2 separate regions of the Homo sapiens genome follow, and region 1 is linked to region 2. The links are chromatin loops, found by intact Hi-C in ENCODE. Cell type or tissue: dorsolateral prefrontal cortex. All regions are shown on one strand. Links, peaks and the distances in the headings refer to the core of each region. The heading gives the core; the rest is flanking DNA.

What was found. A loop is a pair of places that touch in the nucleus more often than their neighbours do. Peaks named below come from ENCODE experiments on the same cell type or tissue, not always from the same donor. Only the 100,000 strongest peaks of a DNase experiment are listed, where the experiment ranks them.
Region 1: a loop joins it to region 2, with 2.6 times the contacts of the local background. A loop is called at or near these places in 19 of 110 quality-filtered maps.

The regions. Positions count from the first base shown.
Region 1 is chr3:171,447,826-171,458,007 of GRCh38, reverse strand. All of the region lies in intron 1 of TNIK (TRAF2 and NCK interacting kinase), which reads left to right. It overlaps LOC124906303 (a long non-coding RNA gene), which reads left to right. Exons shown (of 2, transcript XR_007096168.1): 1 at 1-62; 2 at 7,468-10,182. Among named protein-coding and RNA genes, the nearest start is that of TNIK, 7.5 kb to the left of the region's middle. In dorsolateral prefrontal cortex, for the core only: a CTCF peak has its summit at 4,564 (motif pointing right); a DNase peak (open chromatin) is centred at 3,773; H3K4me3 peaks cover 742 bases; H3K27ac peaks cover 1,802 bases.
Region 2 is chr3:171,340,565-171,350,746 of GRCh38, reverse strand. The region is part of intron 2 of TNIK (TRAF2 and NCK interacting kinase); the gene reads left to right. Among named protein-coding and RNA genes, the nearest start is that of TNIK, 110 kb to the left of the region's middle. RefSeq lists an enhancer at 3,213-3,262 and a silencer at 6,737-6,826. In dorsolateral prefrontal cortex, for the core only: no CTCF peak of the experiment used is centred there; a DNase peak (open chromatin) is centred at 5,456; H3K27ac peaks cover 2,321 bases.

The sequences.
Region 1 (10,182 bases), core at 3,274-5,773, 110 kb before region 2:
TTTTTCCTCGGGAAGGTTTTCTGAGATACCAAGCACGGAGCCTGCAGGCAGGGGAGCAACCGGTGAGGGCCCACTGGGCGGACGACTGCGGTTCACACTTGGGATGTGCTTTCTTGTGATCTGTATTTTGAAAATATATCTTTGCACAATTCACTGAAATTGCTCTTTGTGGCCTGGGCTATCAGCTTAGGGCTCTGCTTCTGTTTTTCTGCCTGCTGGGAGGTGTGGAAACAGAGAGGGCAACAGCTAGCTTGGGGACCAGGAACTGCTGGCTAGAAGACTTAGATGCAGATGTGGAGACAGTTATATCCTGGAGGGCCAGGGTCTTTGACCAGTCTTGTGGGTGAGGTGTGTCTGCTGGAGTGGGTCCAAAGGCCACATAGGTAATCTCCACAAATCAGAGGGCAGATCATCTCCACCTTGCCACATTTGGAGAGGTGGCCTCATCTAGATGAGATGTCTCATTTGTTCCTAAGCCCTTGGTAAAGTCTGCCTGCTGAGCCCCTCCTGGGGAATGCCTGACCCCTGAAATGCAGCCAAGGTCAGTGGCTTCTGGGAGAATTTGCTGCAGACTTACCAGTCCCTCGCTGTTTCGGTGGCTCTTTAATGTACACAGTCAATGCTCTTTTTGTAAACCCTGGGCTCAAAGCATTAAAAGCAGATCCTGTCTAGAGAGGCCTTTATCCTTCTCACTTTGGGGGCTTATTGTTCTCAGCCAGTGATTCCAGACCGGACCCAGTCTAAATTTTCCCCAAATAGCAACAATGCATAATTTAAACCAGAGCAACCAATGACAGCACTGATCATTTAAATTATGCAAGATTTGCATGGTTTAAAAGTGAGTGAAGCAGGATCTTCTTTGGTTAGAAAATAGGTACTTTGAATCCAGTTTTAGCCCTGATTTTTAGAGCTCAGAGATAAACTAAATCTTGAGGGATGGGCTGGAATTGTTTTATAGATTCAGAGCTGGAAAGAGAATTGTAGAACACTCAGCCACTCCTTTCATTGAACACTTGGGAAACTGAAGCCCAGAGGCGTGAAGTAAGTTGTTCAAGGTCACACAGTAACAAGGGGAGGGGACAGCGAGGAGCGTGGTTTGAGGAAATAATCTAGATTTCCTGACTCCTCATTCAGTGCTCTTTTCTCTAAGTCACACTTTCTGTGGTGGAATCAGAAATCAATAATACATTTTCTGCCTGAGTACAAAAGAATAGCAGAAAGGAATAATTTCACCAGGGTCAGGGAATTTTATTTATTGAGAATGGCGAAACTACTTCATGCAAGTAAGCTTGTGATACATGAAACCATGGAGCTCTAGGCCACCTTTGGAATTCATCTTGTCCAGCCCTGGTTCAATGCCTACTCTGCAGGCAAACGACTGTCTGAAATCACCTAGGACACATGGTTGTCCTGCACAGGTAACCTCTCTGAGTAACCTGTGTCCATCAGAGCATGTCTCAAGGGGTCAGTATAAACATACATGTTATTCAGATGGCTCTGCATGTGAGGTTTATAGAGTTGTGTGTATGTTTTGTATTATCTATGTGGATACATATATTATGTGTAGTATTATGGATATAAACCGTATCCACGTGGGTGTATGAAAATGTGTGTATACATACATAGGCTACAGCAAACAATTTACTCATTCAAACCTGGGGCTTGAGTCATTCTTGCTTCAAGACATCTCAGTATTAAAAGAGATGAAAGTTGCCACCAGTGTGCTTTATTACATATGAGGCGAGCTCAGCCCAGAAAGCTTTTTGGAGATTAGCATATTTCTGGACCTAAGCACCTTGGCTGTCCTTAACTTGGCCCACAGGGTAAGGCATTCAAGGCCAGGAGTTGGCTGCTGCTGACCTCATACTCTCAGCTTCTGCCAGGACTCACATACACTTTTGTATTTGAACAAAATTAGATGATCTACACTTGTCTTTCCCCTTAGCCCTCATTCCCTAGCCATTCCTTTCTCCATTGAAACCCAGATTTAAGAATTGACCTCATCTGAAAGCCTTGCATACATCCCTTTGCTACACTTTTCATGCTCATGTTTTACTTGGTGTGTGATTTCCTTTCTGCTTCTTTACTAAACCGTGGACTTCTTGAGGGCAGAGGCTAGATCTTGTTCATCTTTGGAGCCATAGTCTCCATTAGTTGGATGAATGAGTACGTGAATGAATGCTTGAATGAATGGAGTGGAATGAACCCTGTCTCCCCAGTTCTATGTCCACCTCTTATTCACTCTGTGACTTTGGGTAGGACATTTAACCATAGTTAATAAGAATCATCACAACTGTTTGCCTTTCTCACATACTGGTTTCAAAATCAATAAAGTATTTAAGGCAATGCTTTAAAAACCATACAGCACTGTACAAATATGCTATCCCATGGTTAAGTAGAATTTAGTGGGAAAATTGATACCATCAACATTTGATTGCAATGATTTTATCTAATAGAAAATTATCTTTCCTGGGCACAGTGGCTCACACCTGTAATCCCAGCACTTCGGGAGGCCGAAGTGGGAGGACTGCTTGAAACCAGGAGTTTCAGATCATCATGGGCAATGTAGGGAGACTCCATCTCTAAAAAAAAAAAAAAAAAGTCAGTGTGGTGGTGTGTGCCTGTGGTCCCAGCTAATTGGGAGACTGAGGTGGGAAGATAGTTTGAGCCTGAGAAGTCGAGGCTGTGATTGTGTCACGGCACTCCAGCCTCAGTGACAGAGTGACATCTTGTTTAAGAAAAAAAAAAGAAGACTAAGAAAAGAAGGAAAATAATCTTCAGAAAAAGATATCAGAAGGTTCCGACTCTTTTTAACAGTACCTCCACAGACCTTAGCTGCCTTTTTCCTTTTGTGTACCAATGTGACCTTGTATGTTTCTTTGATGGCCTGAATTGAGCTTTGCGCCCCCAGTATTAAGCATTCATTACATATGAGGTAAGTGCAGCCCTGAAGTTTTTTGGAGATTAACATATTTCTAAACTAGTATCAACTATCAGCATTGTTCATTAAAACCTTCTTTTTTAAAAAAAGTTTTCTCTCTTTATGTATTACCGATTATTCAAATACAAACACATTGATCATGACTGTGCCTTCCTAAAGTTTTATCTTTTCCCTTGGGAGATAGAGTGGACACATAAAATGATACACTAATGGCCCAGTATTTAAAACTTTCTGGTGAGAGGTCTCATGGGGCTCAAAGAAATCTCGAAACATTATTAGTTCATTACTCCAGAGCACTTAATTAAATTTGGTCTAAAATGAGATTTTAGTAAAGTTGCATGAGTTGATAACAGTATCTCAAAATGATAACAGCATGGCAATTTTTTCATTAGATATTCTTTTTATTTTTCAGAGATACTAAACAGGTGTTTTCTTTACAATGGCATTGCCTCATAAAAAGTAGGGTGTGCTGGTATTTATCAGAACATCAGAGAAATATGCATAATCATTTTCATTATTCATTATTAACTGGAGTAATCTTTAGTACAAAAGCCAGTGTAAGTCATGGTTTGCTGTTTGCATAATTATCTACTTAGGAGGTCATGTAATATTTTGTTGATGAGAGAGTACCCAGTACATTTCTTTCAGGAAATATTCCTTTTTTCCCCCTTATCTGTAAAACTCTTTGATATCTTATAATTTCGAGTCTTGCCCGTTCGGCCTTTCTTCTTTCTGTGTCTCTGCCCTGGAATTAATCTTCCGTGCCCTTCTTGTTTCGACGCCATTCCTTCTCTCAGTGATAGTGGTTCTAAAGTCCACCCAGCCAGGCGCTCCTGTGATTGAATCATGGCCGCCATGCCCAGCTGAGCACAACCAGTCTCTGATTCCCTTCCTGATAGAATCTGGAGTAACTTGAGTCTGAAAGATGCTTTAATGTCAAATTGATTCTTACATTTCTGTGGGGGAAGTAGCTCTCTGAGAACAGGGCCTAAACTGGTTTGTTAGCAGTGTGCTGAGAATTCTAAGAAAATCTTAATGATATTTTTTGAATGAAATGTTATTCTGCACATATAAATATAAGGTCTCTAGTGGAGAGAGAGGGAGGACTTAAGTAGAAAATGTTGGATGAATTCCGCTTGTGATTCCTTCCAGTCTGGTTGGAAGCTTATTTCCCTTTAGAGAAACATGATTCTATCCACTCTTTTTTACATGTCCTGGTTGTCTCATGGGGGTGCCCTCAGTTTCTCAAAACACATTTTATATCACCCCAACTTAAAATTCTTCCCTTAATGTTTATCATATGGGTCCCCTTGTCTCCACTGTTCCCTGCAAGTGCTGTAGTTACTGTCCCCTGGGCAACACCCGCAACAGGACCTCCCCTCCTCCTGTGTCTCTACCACCAGCCTTCTTCTGACTGGTTTCTCGTACACTGTAGCCACGTGAGTCTTCCAAACGCACAGTTTCAATCTGGTTGTTTTTATTCAAGGCCTTCTCTGTCTCCTTAGTCTACAGACTGAAAACTAAACTCTTTAGCATGTTAAGACCAGCGGCAATTCAGAGGGGCCTCCCACCGAGCTCTGCAGTTTTGACGACCACTCCCCCATTGCGGCAGGGAACAATTTCATTCCCCCATGGATGCTCTGTAGGGGGCGCTCTGTCTTAGTCTCCTTTCTGTACCTACTGCCCCAACGCTGAACATTCGCAGACCACCTTTTCCACAGAAGTCTCTGATTTCTCTCAAGTTGTCCCTCCCACTCATAGACTGTCTCAGAACTGACCTCACACCTCTTTCATAACACTCAGAACTTTCTGTCTTGGATTATATTCACTACTAGACAATTCCTTTTTAGAGGCAACGTTTGATTTTCTTAGGGATCCTCACCAGTTTTCTTTACACAGCAGGCGTTCGTTCAACAAATAAATTTTGAATTAACAAAATATATACTGTGCAACCCTTTTAGAAGGGCTGGAGGTGGTGCTATGTAGAGAGAGTATAGAAACCTCAGAAAGGTGGGGCCTGTTGCTGACCATGGCACAATTTCAGGGATCATGAATTACATTATAGTCTAGGTTGCATGACTCCTGGGGACACTTTTTATGTAGAGTACAATTCCAGTGGATGCTAATTACATAGAGTACAATTCCGGGGGCACCAATTACGAGAAATACTATGCCTGGTCCTGGGTAGGTATTCCTATTTCTAGAATTTTTCTGCCAAGGAAAGTGTTCTCTCCATTGTCTTATTCTAAGTTTTGAGAGATTTAAAATACCATGGGTTAGAATTGCAAGGCGTATGTGTGTGTGTGTGTGTGTGTGTGTGTGTGTGTGTGTGTGTGTTTGGAGTGTGTTTCAATTATTTCAACAATCGGATAATACTTATGACTGCTGTTTTGATTAAACAGTAATAGATGGGCGGGAAAGGGTGTGCTTCTGGGGTGGCCCACTGGAAGACAACGTTGAGTTTTTATCTTGACAGAGCTGGCAGTGAGCGGGTAGAGAGAGTTTGGGAGATGGTGAGGTTTAATGAGGCACACAGCTGGGAGTTAGAGCCCAGCGTCATAAAGCTGGCTCTGACACCTTGCCCTCTAAGCTTCAGTTTTGTCACATGTAAGATGAGTGGTTTGGACTAGAAATTGCTGGAGGTGACTTCCAGCAATTTGTATTGCTGGGATGCATATTCCTGGAATATGTAAGGGAACTAGAGGCAGGACTGAGGGCATTTAAATAGCCATGGATTCTTATTCTATCTGTTGGAGATACCAAGAGATTGCAAACTGTGCACCTCAATGAGCTGGGAATTGCCACTGAACGTAACATCCCTTTCTAATTTTTAAATGAGCTATTTTTTTCCAGCTGTCAGATTCTGATTTATAATTTAAAGTGTTGTTCTAGTTTTTGAAGACCGAGTGATAGGACGAAGGGCTGACTGTGACTTCCGCTGGGTACTCCCTTACAGTGTTGCTGCTGGATACCCGGATTTAGACTCTGAAGTAACCCTAGATTTTAAAGTGCTGTCTCTCTAGTTAGTGAAATTAGAACCTTGGCAGTATGCATCAAGTAGGAAATTTGTAGACTTTAACAATACATTGCATATGTTACAAACATTTGTTTGATTAGTGTATTAGAAGGTGCAAGTTTGGGTGCAGGGTAAATTCAGGCCCAGTATTCTGTGATTCTGTGAAATGTGATTAACTGTAGGGGAAGAAATGCACATGGTATCCAGCATTCATTCATTTATTTGTTTGTGTATATATTCATTCAGTACCTGATTATTGGGTGCTACTAGTTGCTGGGGCTGAGCTGAAGACAACATTGGCATGGTTTCTACACCCATGGTTGGATGGAGAAGAGAGCCTGCACTTGTCTTTTACTACACTCTAGCCACACTGATTTTTTTCTGTTTTGTGAATATGCCAAGCTCATTCTTGTAGTTCTCCGTGTCAGAAATTTCACATGGAGGGCTCCATCTTATTATTTAGGTCTAAGGTGAGATGCTGCCTGTATTATTACTTATGTATCTGCATAGCAGACTACCCTCAAGCTTAGTGGCCTAAACAACAATAACCATTTATTATATCTCACAGTTTCTGTGGGCCAGGAATTCAGAAGTGGCTTACCTGGGTGGTTTTAGCATGAGGTATCTCCTGAGGTTGCAGGAAGATTTTGGCAAGGTGAGCTATCTTCTGAAGGCTTGACTGGAGCTGGAGGATCTCTTTCCAAGATGATTTACTTATGTGGTGCTGGATGTTGGCAGGAGGCCTCAGTTCCTCCCCACGTAGGTGGCTCCATTGGTTGCTTGAGCATCCTCATAACATCGTGCCCACTTTTACCAGATAGAGGAATCAAGAAAGCAGAGCAGAAGCCACTATGTCTTTTATGACCTAGCCTTGGAAATCACACACCATCATTTCTGCAATACCCTGTTGGCTACCCAAGTCAGCCCTATTCATTTCGAAGGGGACTACACAAGAATATTAACTAACACCAGAAGGCAGAAGTCACTGAGGGCCCTCTTAGAGGCTCCCTACTAAACAGAGAGGCTTTCTTTGCAATATATCTGTAAAGTAACACTCCCTTCCACCCTGAAACTGTCCAATTCAGTGCTTTATTATCTTTAAGGCAGTCGTGACTATCTGAATTTTTTAAAAATCTGGCTGTCCCAACTGGAGCCTAATAAGTTTTGTGAGAATAGGGATCTTGCCTGCATGTTCAGCACCACATTCCTGGTGCTTTGAACTGTGTCTGGCACATGATAAATGTTGATTGAATAAATATCAATTGTGTGAATGCAATTAATTCATTCATTTAAAAGGGATCTTATTTATTTATTACACCTCATACCTCCAAAAAGTAAGTTGTGGCACCTTCTGATAAAAGGCATAAATAGGATAAAGCCATAAAACCATGTTAAGGCTAAAATGAAAAGTAAAGGGGGATTGTGTTTGCATATCTTTGTCTATATATCTACTTATCTATCTGTCTGCCTAGGGCTTGGTGATTGGTGATCCAATTTACCTCTTTTGTAGGTAGAAATTTGGGGTCAGAGAAGTTACTTGTCTTGTCCAAGGATGAAATTCGAATGCAGTGCTGGGTCCCGTTATACCACGTCCCTCAACTGGATTGCCAACATCCTGGACATCTTAGTGAATCAGTCATTCCCACAACACAAAAACCAGTCTAACAAAGTATGGATACAAAGATGGTTATAAAGTTGCTTGTATGTACGGAACACACTGAAGATAGCCTGTGCTCCACTGTGAAGAAACCAAATCTAATTAGATGGTAGAGGAGAACTCAGCTAAGTTAATCAATATAGATAAGTAGCAATGCTTCAGATGTTGAAAATAAAGGTTACGATTCTATGTGCAAAGAGGCCACCTGTAGAAGCTGGAAATATGTGCTGTATCTTAACCTGAGTGGGAAGCTACGAAGACTCCTGGGGCTCCAGGGCCCAAAAAATGCAGACTGTGAAAGAAAGCAGACTAAGCCTGCTGAGTTGTTAAAAATTTGTTTAATTTTTTTTTTATGTTTGAGACGGAGTCTCACTTCATCACCCAGGCTGGAGTGCAGTGGCACCGTGTTGGCTGACTGCAACCTCCGTCTCCTGGGTTCAAGCAATTCTCTTGCCTCAGCCTCCCAAGTAGCTGGGATTACAGGTGCCCACCACTACACCTGGCTAATTTTTATACTTATAGTAGAGACGGGGTTTCACCATGTTGGCCAGGCTGGTCTCGAACTTGTGACCTCAGGTGATCCACCCTCCTTGGCCTCCCAAAAATTTTGTTTAATTTTTAAAAGGCTTTTCTGGTTCTCATTGTAAAAGCAATGGTCATTGCAATGGTTTCTGCATGGTCAGTGCAGAAAATTTGGAAAATGGAGAAAAAATAAAAAGAATTCTCAAATTATTTAAACTTATGATTCCTAATGATAACCACATATGCACTTTGGTGTATGGCTTAGTAGTTTTTTCCTATGCATGGATAAATAGATTTTTTTTAAAGTGGAGATAATATTGTACATATTATATGTAACCTATTTTTTAAACCTAATAATTAGCCTTTTCTCATGCTATTAATCTTTTTCTATGGCATAACTTTTAAAACTCTTTTTCATGGGGAATTTAAACTTAAAAGGTAGACAGATTACAGGAAACAACAGATGCTGGGGAGGACATGGAGAAATAGGAACGCTTTTACACTGTTGGGAGTGTAAATTAGTTCAACCATTGTGGAAGACGGTGTGGCGATTCCTCAAAGATCTAGAACCAGAAATACCATTTGACCCAACAATCCCATTACTGGGTATATACCCAAAGGATTATAATTCATTCTACTGTAAAGGCACATGCACATGTATGTTTATTATGGCACTGTTCACAATAGCAAAGACTTGGAACCAACCCAAATGCCCATCAATGATAGACTGGATAAAGAAAATGTGGCACATATACACCATGGAATGCTACACAGCCATAAAAAAGGATGAGTTCATGTCCTTTGCAGGGACATGGGTGAAGCTGGAAACCATCATTCTCAGCAAACTAACACAAGAACAGAAAACCAAACACTGTATGTTCTTACTCATAAGTGGGAGTTGAACAATGAGAACATATGTACACAGGGAGGGGAATAACACACACCGGGGCTTGTCAGTAAATGGGGGGCTAGGGGAGGGATAGCATTAGGAGAAATACCTAATGTATATGATGGGTTGATGGGTGCAGCAAACCACCATGGCACATGTATACCTATGTAACAAACCTGCACGTTCTGTACATGTATCCCGGAACTCAAAGTATAATAATAATAAGTAGACAGAATATTGGAATGCTCCTATATTACTGATAGGAATGTAAAATGGTACAGCCATTTTGGAAAACAGTTTGACAGTTTCTCAAAATGCTAAATACAGAGTTACCATGTGACCCAGGAATTTCACTCCTAAGTATATGCCCAAGAGAACTAAGGACGTATTCATGCAAAAAAAAAAAAAAAAAAGTGTACATGAATATTTATAGTAACCTCAAATAGGAGACAACCCAAGTGTCCATCAACCAATGAATGAATAAACAAAATGTAGCATAGTATATCCTTACAATGGAATATTTATTCTACAATAAAAGGAAGTGCTGATACACACTGCAACATGGATGAACATTATGCTATGTGAAAAAAGCCAAACACGAGAAGACACATGGTTGTATGATTCCATTTATATAAAATGTCTGGAATAAGCAAATCCATAGAGATAGAAGGTAGACTAATGCTTGCTGGCAGGGAGTGACTGCTAACGTCCCAAATTAGATAGTGCAGATGTTTGTACAACTCTGTGAAACATACTAAAAGTCACTTGTACACTTCAAAAGAGTAAGTCTTATGGAATGTGAATTAAAGCTCAATAAAACTCTTATTAAAAAGTAGATAAAAGGGTTAATAATCTCTCTACTGAACAATTATCCCCCATAATGAATCCTGTTTCATCTGTACTCCTACCCACCTTCTCCCCCATATTATTTTAAAGTAGCATATTATTTCATTTATAAATATTTCAGTAGTTTGTGTACTTAAAAAATACATAACCATAATAGTATTATCATGCCTAAAAAATTTAACGTGTAATAAAATATTCAGTCAGTGCTCAACTTTCTAATCATGTTTTTAGACTGCTTAGCATTTTGTTGTGGAGATGGATCATAATATATTTAACCAGTTCCTGTTGATGAAGCTTGAGGTTATTTCTAA
Region 2 (10,182 bases), core at 4,339-6,838:
AGATAATACATGAAATGGCATTTAGAAGAATTTTAGGTATACAGTGAGTACTCAAAAAAGTTAGTTTTTATGTATGCAGTATACTCTGTTATCTGAAATTCAGTTACAGGATTGAGTTTCTTTGGGCATTTTTTTTTTTTTTTTTTTTTTTAGCAACAGAGCTTTAAACTTGTTATATGGAAATCTTTCACTTCCTCTTCCTCTTAATTGCAGTAGTTAATTTTCCTCATGCTAATTGGATTTCAACAGGGAGAAGAATTAACAGAAAATATTTGAATGTGGCATTATCAGATGTAGTCATCTAATATCTTCAAATGTCATAGAGAGCTTTTTCATTCTGGGTGTTGAGATTAGTTGTAAAGAGCTCTAGAAACACCTCAGAATCCTGGATCAAACAGCCTGGTTCCTAATCTAGATTCAGATTCAACAAATACGGATTGGCTACCAGGTTTGTTCTTGGCTACCAGCTTTGTTCCAGGAACTGTTCTGGAACAAATACAGAGGTTAAGACCATAGGTTTGGATCTAAGCAGATCTGAGTTCAAATTTTGATTCTGCTTATTAGCTGCAATATTTTGTGTAAATATTGTGTAAGGACAATGGTATAGACAATATTGGCAGAGGCAAAAGAACTAATTAAGAATCTCATTCACCCTCCTCAAAAACATTTGCTATAATGTTGTATTTTATGTCTTGTTTGTTCTGTAATTCTTCTATATGTTCATTGAAAAATATATAGAATATTTTCCTTTGGGTAGCCCATCTTCTAGCTCCCTGGGAAAGATTTCATTGGCCACTAAAAACAACTTAAGATCTTGCTTTGGGAGTAGATAAGTTCATTCACTCAGATTTAACAATTTTAAGACATACAAAAAAAGCCCTCGAATACTACTTTTAGAAGATCCTGGATACCATTGGCTGCTGCTTATTCCACAATGAATGTATGCTCGGTGTAACTAGAATACGCAAGAATGGATAGCTTTCAAATATTAGTGGGGAAAATATCCTTTACATCAAAACATGACTGAAATGGAATGGATTACAGGAATGTTGGAAATACTGGGCTAAAACATTATTCTGACTTTCCATCATCCTGTTTTGACAGGACCCTAGACAGGCAGTTTTGGGGAAATGTGTCAAATTTGTGTTGAGCTAGAATAAACAATCTAATTGTGTGACACTGCCTCTTGGGAATCAGGAGTCAGCTTCTTCCTCACCCTGAAGTGATTAGTTTATGCCCTGGAGCTGTCTGACCCTTGTAAAATTATCCCAGCTGGTAGGACTGCAGTGGCTGATCTCATTTTTCTGTGAATGTCTTATTCTTGTGGGAATCTTTATCAATCATCTGCCTCTCTTTGTACAATACAAGAGTTATTGTAGGATTGTTTCATGGGCTAGTAAAAGGAGGTGCTTTGTACCAACCAACAAATATTTCTTGCTCTCTTGCCAGTGTGAACCACTAATTCTGAAAAATATGATATGTGATTTAAAATATAAATAAGCACTCAGACCACTATCCAAAATTTCTAATTTTCCCAGTAGATTGGTGGTGGAAGTTCTGGTCATGTTTTACTGTTTTTCTTGAGAGATGAAGGTAGTTGATGATCTATATGGAAACTTTTTTGGGTGTTATAGCTGAGAGTCTGAATCCTAGTATTTCTAGGATTCTAGGATATCACTAGTTTTCAGCCATTCAGCAATACCAACCTCTTTTTTTTTTTCCAAGTTCATCCTAGAACTTGCAGTCTTTTTGCTTAATATTTTTCATTAAAGTATTTTATTTACTTAAATTTTTCAAAAAGAAAATTCGTTGCTACCGTAAATGAGAAACTCAATATTTTCAGCTATATTTAAAAATATAGTACATACTTTTTAAATTAAAATATTTGCCCTTGTCTCACTAAATCATGTTGGTATTTGGACCACTATACTTTAAGAAATAACACTTTCATTTGTGTTTGAGGCTTACCAGCATAGCAGAGGAGAGGGACTCAAACACAAATGAAAGCACTACCCGGTGCTGTAGTATGACTGTTGTAGGCCCTCCCCATTTTTGCCTCCGTGGGCCCCTTTCTCCAAGAAAAATAAAACAACAAAAAGTTAAAAATTAGGCTTTATAACCTCATTGGTGTAAGACAAATATTATATGTTAAAACATTTTCTTTGGCCTAAGAATTAGTTTTTATCTTCTAATTTTAAAATAAGAATAATTTTTTGTTGACTGCAAAAAGTACTGTAGGCTCTAGGTCCTGTGCTGTCTGCATCTAATGGATACGTTCGTTGGCCTGTAACCACCCCATCCTCTTCAAGAGATCTAAAGGCTTCACTCGGTGGTGGTGTGGAAACCACAAAAATGAAATGTATTTGGAATCTTCTGTTATATCCTTAAAATTTAGATGGATTCTCTTTATGCCACATGATAATCATTGTTGCGTCAGTTTAAAATTATGTTAATGAAATTACTATAGAAAGGTTGACTTAAACAAAATCTATGGTTTCCTGCTGCTGTAATACTTGGCATAGAGCTGAGTGCCCCAGGGAGTACTTGTGCTCTGGTTTGGAAGCACAGGCATGAGGCATGTTAAAGTAGAAAAGCTTTTCTTTTTTTCCTTTTAAACTTGTGCTCAAGAGAAGAAATTGGGTTTATAATGGATTTACTTGTTGTCAAAAACAAACTATAGATATCATCCTAGCACTGTGGCTACCATGCACAGACAACCTTAACAGTGAATAAGTAAGTCCATGCAGATTCTTTAGAAGATGGTAGAAGAATCTACACAGCACTATTTGGTTTCAAGCTCATTTGTAAGTCTTCTTTTCTTAGAGCCTAGTGAGTGATTTACACTCTCTTAGCTATTTCTAGCAAAGAGGAAGAACAGTCACTCTTGATGAGTGACTAAAACTGCTGCTTTTACCTCCTTTTTAAGAAGTCACTTCCCTAGGTTTCCTTGGTATTAAGAGGGGGATGGCTTTCCCCTTTTGTCCTCTCATTACTCTCTTATCTAGGACAGGCTATTATAAAAGCTTTTTGTTTGTGAGATCAGTTCTGATTTCTAACTTCCCCACTCAAACCGAAATACCACACTTGAAGTTCCCCCAAATTGCTGCTGCTCCGATGACTCCTGGGTATTGTACGCTAAATTCAAGGATCTTTATTTAGGTTCTTTGCTCTCTTGAAAAGAAAATCCTAATGAGTCACCCAGTTTGCTGATTGCTTTGTAGGTGTGACCAGTTAAATGCAATGATAGTGGAGTTGAAATAGAAGAAGTCATTTGGGCTAGCTCATTTATCCTGAATCTAATGTAGCCTGTTGGCTTCTCTTTACTTGTGTGTGTGTGTGTGTGTGTGTGTGTGTGATAGGCACTTCTCAGCTGAGGGCCAGCTCTGCAGGCACTTAGGACTTGTATACCAGGCATCTAGATGCTACTTAGAACTAGCTTGGCTGTCAAAGAGAAGAGAGTGTGCTCTATGTGTTTGGTGCCTGAGCTAGGGTTTTGTCATTTTTCTTTTCTTTTTTTTTTTTTTTCAGCAAATGAACCAGTGAGTGAAGGGCATTATCACAACTCCAAGAACCAACTAGGAGTCACCCATGACATCATCTCCTGAATTTCATCACCAAGCCCAGCTGATCCTATTTCCTAAATGGTTCCTGATTTCTCTCTTCTGTTTTCTGTCTCTGCCACCACTGTCCTAGCACAGGCATTGCACATCTCTCATATGAACGCCTGCAGGACTGTCCCTTGATGTTATCCTTGCAGCCCCTACATTCCTACTGTGCAGCCAGTAAAGTCATATTAAAATGCTTATTTGATCATGTCTCTCTCCTGTTTAAAACCTTTTGAATGATTTCCCATGTGATCAAGAGTAAACTTAGCCTACAAGGCCCAGGATGATCTGAACACAACCTTCTTCTTAGTGCTGTTCTTTCTCACTCTCTGGGATCCAGACATACTGCTTTCTCTTTACACAGAAAACCTAATTTGCTTCCTCCTGCCTCAAGACCTTTGCACATTCCTGCTCCTGGAATGTTCTTCTCCTGTTATTAACTCCATGTCACTTTCTCACAAAACTGTTCTTCATCCTCCAGAAGATCCCAGGCCCCGTTTGGGCTTTCATACCCCCGGCACATTCTGGTGGGGTGCTAAACTCAGATTATAGTGATACACATTGGTTGAATAATATATTTATCAGACTATAAGCTCCATGAGGCCAGAGACTTGTCTACTTTGCTTACCACAGTATTCCCAGTAACTAGCACAGACCTACCAAAGACTGGCTGCTCAATAATTTAAAGAATAAGTAGAGTGCAGTGCAAGGATGACATGCGCAAGGTGTATATGAATAAATAAGGAATCATACTTACATATCCAAGTCATCAGAAAATGTTTAATTATGGACCATATCTTTAATAGGGCACAAGGTTACATAATACAGCTTCAGTGATTTTTCTTCAAAAATCATAAAATCAGTGTAGAGACTTGAAGGCATTTATCTACAGTGACTCAATTCTGCATAGATTGTTAAGCTTTTAGAGTAATTAATGATCAACCACGCCAAGCAGAGTCTGACTGCAGTGCCCTTCTTCCTGCTGTTTCATCTGCCTGTGATCCTCTTCTCCAGACACCTCTGTTGCTTGTTCCTTCACTTTCTCCAGGTCTCTACTCAAATGTCATTTTATTAGAGAGGCCTTCCCTGACCACCTTATAGAAAATAACACCCCACCCTCTCCATTCCCTGTTCCCCTTACCATGTTTAATTTTTTTCCCGTAGCATTCATCACCATCTACCATCCATCCATCCATTCATCATTCATTCATTCATTTGTTCACTTCAGTCTCTTTTCACTAGACTGTGCCTTGTAGATAAATAAGGATTCTGTTTTTGTTGAGTACTCCATCCTTAGCACCTAAAACAATGTTAAAACAACTAGATGATACTAAAAGCATATTTTTTGAATGCATGAATGATCATAATGAAGAAAAGCTTACTATTTTATCCCCTTGCAACTAAGGAATAAGGAAGGGGAAAAAAAGTCCATTTTCACCTTTTGACCTCTTCTTGCCCTTCACCAAAAACTGAGTTCCCTGGTGTTTTTTCTCTCATATGCTGATGTGGTGCAAATAGCCTAGGCTTGAGGGTGAGGGTGAAGGTCGAGTTCCCACCCTATGATTGTATGCTCCATTGCAGCTCTTGACAGTCTATTAGAAATCCATAACCATAGATACTTCTGCTTCTAGGGCTTTCTTTGTGAGCCTAAGATTTAACTACCAACACCTATGTTGTCATGTGGCAAAAGTAAAGAAAAAAAAAAAACTCGGTGTTTTCACCTAAAAATAACAGCTTGCTCTTTGTCAAGTGGCAGCCTATTGCCTGCTCTTGCATTGAGTCCTTCTCCAGGCAAGATGTAATATAACAAAGGAAGAGACTGGTGGTCACAAGCCAGGACATTGCAGGGCTCATTAATTACTTGGAAAATGGTGCCTGGGCTGCAGCCAGAATCCCAAACAAAAAAGGAAATAGCTCCTGTTCTCTAATTGACAAGTTGATGAGTGAGGTAAGAATGAAAATCATTTCAGTAAGTAAAAGGGGGAAGAAATCAAATGGAAGCAGTAGTTGTGTTGAAGAACAAGTATACAATTAAGACATATTCCCAACCCTGAGAGGGTTGATTCACATCAGTTGAGACCATAGATGTCACTGTGTGCTCTAGGCCATGAGACGAATTCATTATCTCTTATAAAGGATAGGGAACATCAATTTAGGGTAAGTGTTGATAGTGTTGGAGCCTGGGCCAAAGTAGATGATATATATATACAAATGAGTTATTAATCTCGGCAGCTCCTAAATCATTTAGTCCTTATGAGAACTGTGTTGCAAATATAAAGAGAGTTAAATATTCTCACTCCAGAAAATAGGATCTATAATTTTGGCAAGGCTAAAAATTCAAAGCCATCTTAGTGAATTTGTTGTAATTAAATGGGGATCGTTTCAAGCAGGAGGAGTCAGTTAAGAAAAACGAGAATTTCGTAATGTTGTAAAAAGAGGTAATTTAAGAAAAGTACACTTAGTGGGTTAAACACTGTTCCATCTTGGTGTGATTATATTTTGGAGCAATGTTTATAGAACTTAGCCTGTCACTTTCACAATTCTGAGCTGTGCAAAATAGGAAGGTCCGGTCACCTAATACTTAGCAGAAATAAGGTCATCAGTACCTTTCTTGTGTGATATTAATACAGCTTTCCAAATTTGAATGACCATAACATATCTGTCCCATAAAAACACTGCATTAGGAGAAAAAGGAAAATGAAAACACACACACCCCACTGCTACTACCATCACCCCTACTATCACCTCAGAACCCCTACAAAGAAGCAAGACTTTCTTGTGGTTGTTCAATAGCCTATAAAAAATGTAAAGAATATTTATTTATGGAAAGAGACAGCTTTGGAGTTTGCAAGCAATCTCAAGGTCAAATCTTGTCCTTTGGGAAGAGGTAACCAGAATTGCCCACTGAGGGTCAGATGTTTGTAACTCCCAGAAATGTGAACGTAAAATGAATACTAAAGCTGTGCTGCAATCATATAAAGAGAAATGCAAACAGGGGCAAGATATGGGATGGGGTTTAAAGGAAAATTATTTGGTTTTTTGCTTTTTTGGGGAGGCATAGAAAAGATGAGAAATAAATGAAACTTTCTAGGAAGAGACAGAATTTAAGAACTAAGTTGAGCAATGGGAAGGAGGGAGGAAACACATTCAGTTTGAAATGTTGATTTCTGCTCAGACTAGACTGTCGAAGGCTTGGTTTGTAAATTGGTTGAGCAGAGTCATATGAGGAAGGAACTCCCCCTTTTGTTTTACTGAAACAAGTGAGTGAGGCATCTAAACTCATTTATGCCTTTTGGGTAAACCACCAAACACCTCTTTAATAATAACCTACTTGGTTGTGATGATACATTGATTTGGAGATAAATCAAAAGAATCATTGGAGAAGAAAGACTAGAATTCTCCATTAGGATATATAACTCTAGAGGCACTTTGAGAGGCAGGAAAATATGAGATGTGGTATAAATAATCTCTGCCTGGAAACCATGCAGCAGGCTTAGTCTCAATGCCCATTCACCTAGAGGTTGACTCCAGAGAATCTGCAGAACAGCATAAGTGAACAAAGGTTCTGTTTCAAAGAATTGCAAGCAGGTGCTGTGGCAGTCATTGATACTGTTCAAATAGTTCTGTACTCCCTCCATCCTGGGCACATTTAATTACTGGTGCCAGATCCTTCAGGCTTCTCTTTCCCCAGTGAAGGTGACCAACAACCTGAGAGATGGTGGCTGCTCAGGGAGCCTTGGTGTTTTGTTTTGGAATTATAAGTAAGATTGATGCTTTATTGAGATTTCTCTAGTTTAGTCTCATTTTATTGGGATTTCACTAGTTTAGTCTCATTTTCATTACATCATATTGAAGTAACATACTATCAAAATGAGTTATCCCTGTTGAGGCTGATGCAGCAGTGACTGTCAGGTTTCTCTACTGTAAACGGCTCACCCCTCTCCATGCTGTATTCTTTGGCAGGTCCCTATGTGCAGCCCACAGCTAAGAAGTGGGGAGTTAGACTCTACCTTGAGGGTTGTATTAGTCCATTTCAACATTGCTATGAAGATATATCCAAGATGGGTAACTTATAAAGAAAAAGAGGTTTAATCGACTCACACTTCCATGTGGCTGGGGAGGGCCTCATTATTATGGTGGAAGGCAAAGGAGGAGCAAAGGCATGTCTTACATGGTGGCAGGCAAGAGAGCAGGTGCAGGGGAACTGTCCTTTATAAAACCATCAGATCTCATGAGACTTACTCACTATTACAAGAACAGCATGGGAAAAACCAACACCCATGATTCAGTTACCTCCCACTGGGTCCCCCATGACATGAGGGGATTAGGGAGCTACAATTCAATATGAGATTTGGGTGGGGACACAGCCAAACCATATCAAGGATAGAGTAACTGCATACATTATTTGAATTCTTCTGCATAGGAGATTTGTCTTTTCTGCCCCATTTATTCATTCATTTATTCATATCAATATAGATTCATGTGTATTTTATTTTGTACATTGGGTTATATTCTAATACAACCTTATGTATTTTGTTGCTCAAATTTTTCCAGCTTTGGCCATTGGAAACTCTCAGTTGTCTGCTGTGCCCCTTTGCCACAGAGACACCTCCCTCTTTTTTTGTTTTTTTGTTTTTTGAAAGGAATCCTCATTTTCTGGTACCATAAGGTGCTTGAGAGTGATGATTTCTGAGTGATTGCAACAAGCAAAGCCTTTCTGCCAGCCTGTGGAGAACACGTATTCCTACTGAGTAAACAAAACTCTGTTGAGCCACTGAGACTCAGGTTGTTTCACAATTTAATCTAGACCAGTGGTTCTCAAAATATGTTCCTGGGACCACCAACATCAGCATCTGCTGGGAACTTGTTAGATATACAAATTATCTGGTCCCACTTTAGACCTGAAGAATTGGAGACTGTGGGATTGGGACCCAGCTGTTTGTGGGTAACAAACCCTCCAGGTAATTCCCATGCACACTAAAGTTTGACAGCTTTAAAAGCTTTATAGTTTCAGATCTAGTCTTCGTAATTTATATGAGTAACATAAAGAGGCCAAACTCAATGGATCTTTTGGTTATATTTAAATTATTATATGTTGTTCCACAGCAAAACATTAACAAAGTTACTTTAAACCAAGATGGTTGGTTTTCTTCATAATAAAAATGTAAAACATCTTGAAAATACATGGATATGAAGGAATATTACTTTGGGATGGGGTATAGGGCTTGCTGTACACTGGGTCCATTTTTGCAAACTTCTAGCAATAGCTCTGCCAACTTCAGGAGATCTCTGTTGGGATCAAATAAGATGGTGGATTCAACAGTGCTTGGTGAGCTGGAATGAACGTATGGATTATTTTTGAGTTAAGCCTCTCTCCTATTAGACTGTAACTGCCATAAGGATAAAGACTAGGCTACTACCACTGCGTAGACCAGTGCCTGATACAGGGTATGTGTTTAGTGAATGTTTGTAAAATGATCACGTTATTTTTTGGGCTTTTGTTTCCGCATAATGCCTTGGGCTTTCTGCCACATCTGCACAGCACTTGTACTATTATTCTCTTACTTAAAAAACAAAAAACAAAAAGCTGAGATGAAATTTACATACAGCAAAATATATGGCTTTTTTTTTTTTTTTTTTTTTTTTTTTTTTTTTTTTTTTTTTTTTTTTGAGACAGAGTCTCGCTCTGTCGGCCAGGCTGGAGTGCAGTGGTGCAATCTTGGCTCACTACAACCTCTGCCTCCTGGGTTCAAGCGATTCTCCTGCCTCAGCCTCCCAAATAGCTACGATTACAGCCTGTGCCACCAGACCTGGCTAATTTTTGTATTTTTAGTAGAGAAGGGGTTTCACCATGTTAGCCAGTCTGGTCTCGAACTCCTGACCTAAAGTGATCCACCTGCCTCGGCCTCCCAAAGTGCTGGGATTATAGGCATGAGTCACTGTGCCCGGCCCAAAATATGTGATTCTTAAGTGTACATTGTAGTGGATTTGATACAGGTACTTGTACTATACTAACAAAATAGATTTATTTAAATTGACTCTTTTTGTCCCATTTACAACTGCATTAATAGCCATAAGCTCATGGTTTTGTAGTCTGTTATATATTTTCCAATGAATATTAAAATCAGTAACCCCTAGCTACCTCTCCAATAGCTCTCTTCTTCCATCCTTTCAGAATTTTGTTCTTGGAGGAGAACAGCTTACTTATTTCCAAATTTGTAGGCTTTTTTTTTTTCCCTCCCAAATACCAAGAGTCCTCAGGTCATTGTGTTGAAACAGACAGAGGAGTGACTTTTGGACCACAGAAGAGTTTGAGAGATTGTTTCAATTGGACTGCCTGTTTTCTTGTTTTTCTGTTTTCCAGGACAACTTTGGAAGAAGCTGACTGCTTTGAAATCAATTCGGTACACTTCAAAAATTAACTTGCTCCATAGGCATTTGTGGTACACCAGTTAAACACAGAGTTCTGTGTTAGGCACTAAAAGAATATCCTTAGAAAGCTAGCTGATAGGTAGCCTTGTGGGAGAAAGGAGTAAAGTCCACGAGTAAGTATAATCAACAAGGCACGATGCAGGGC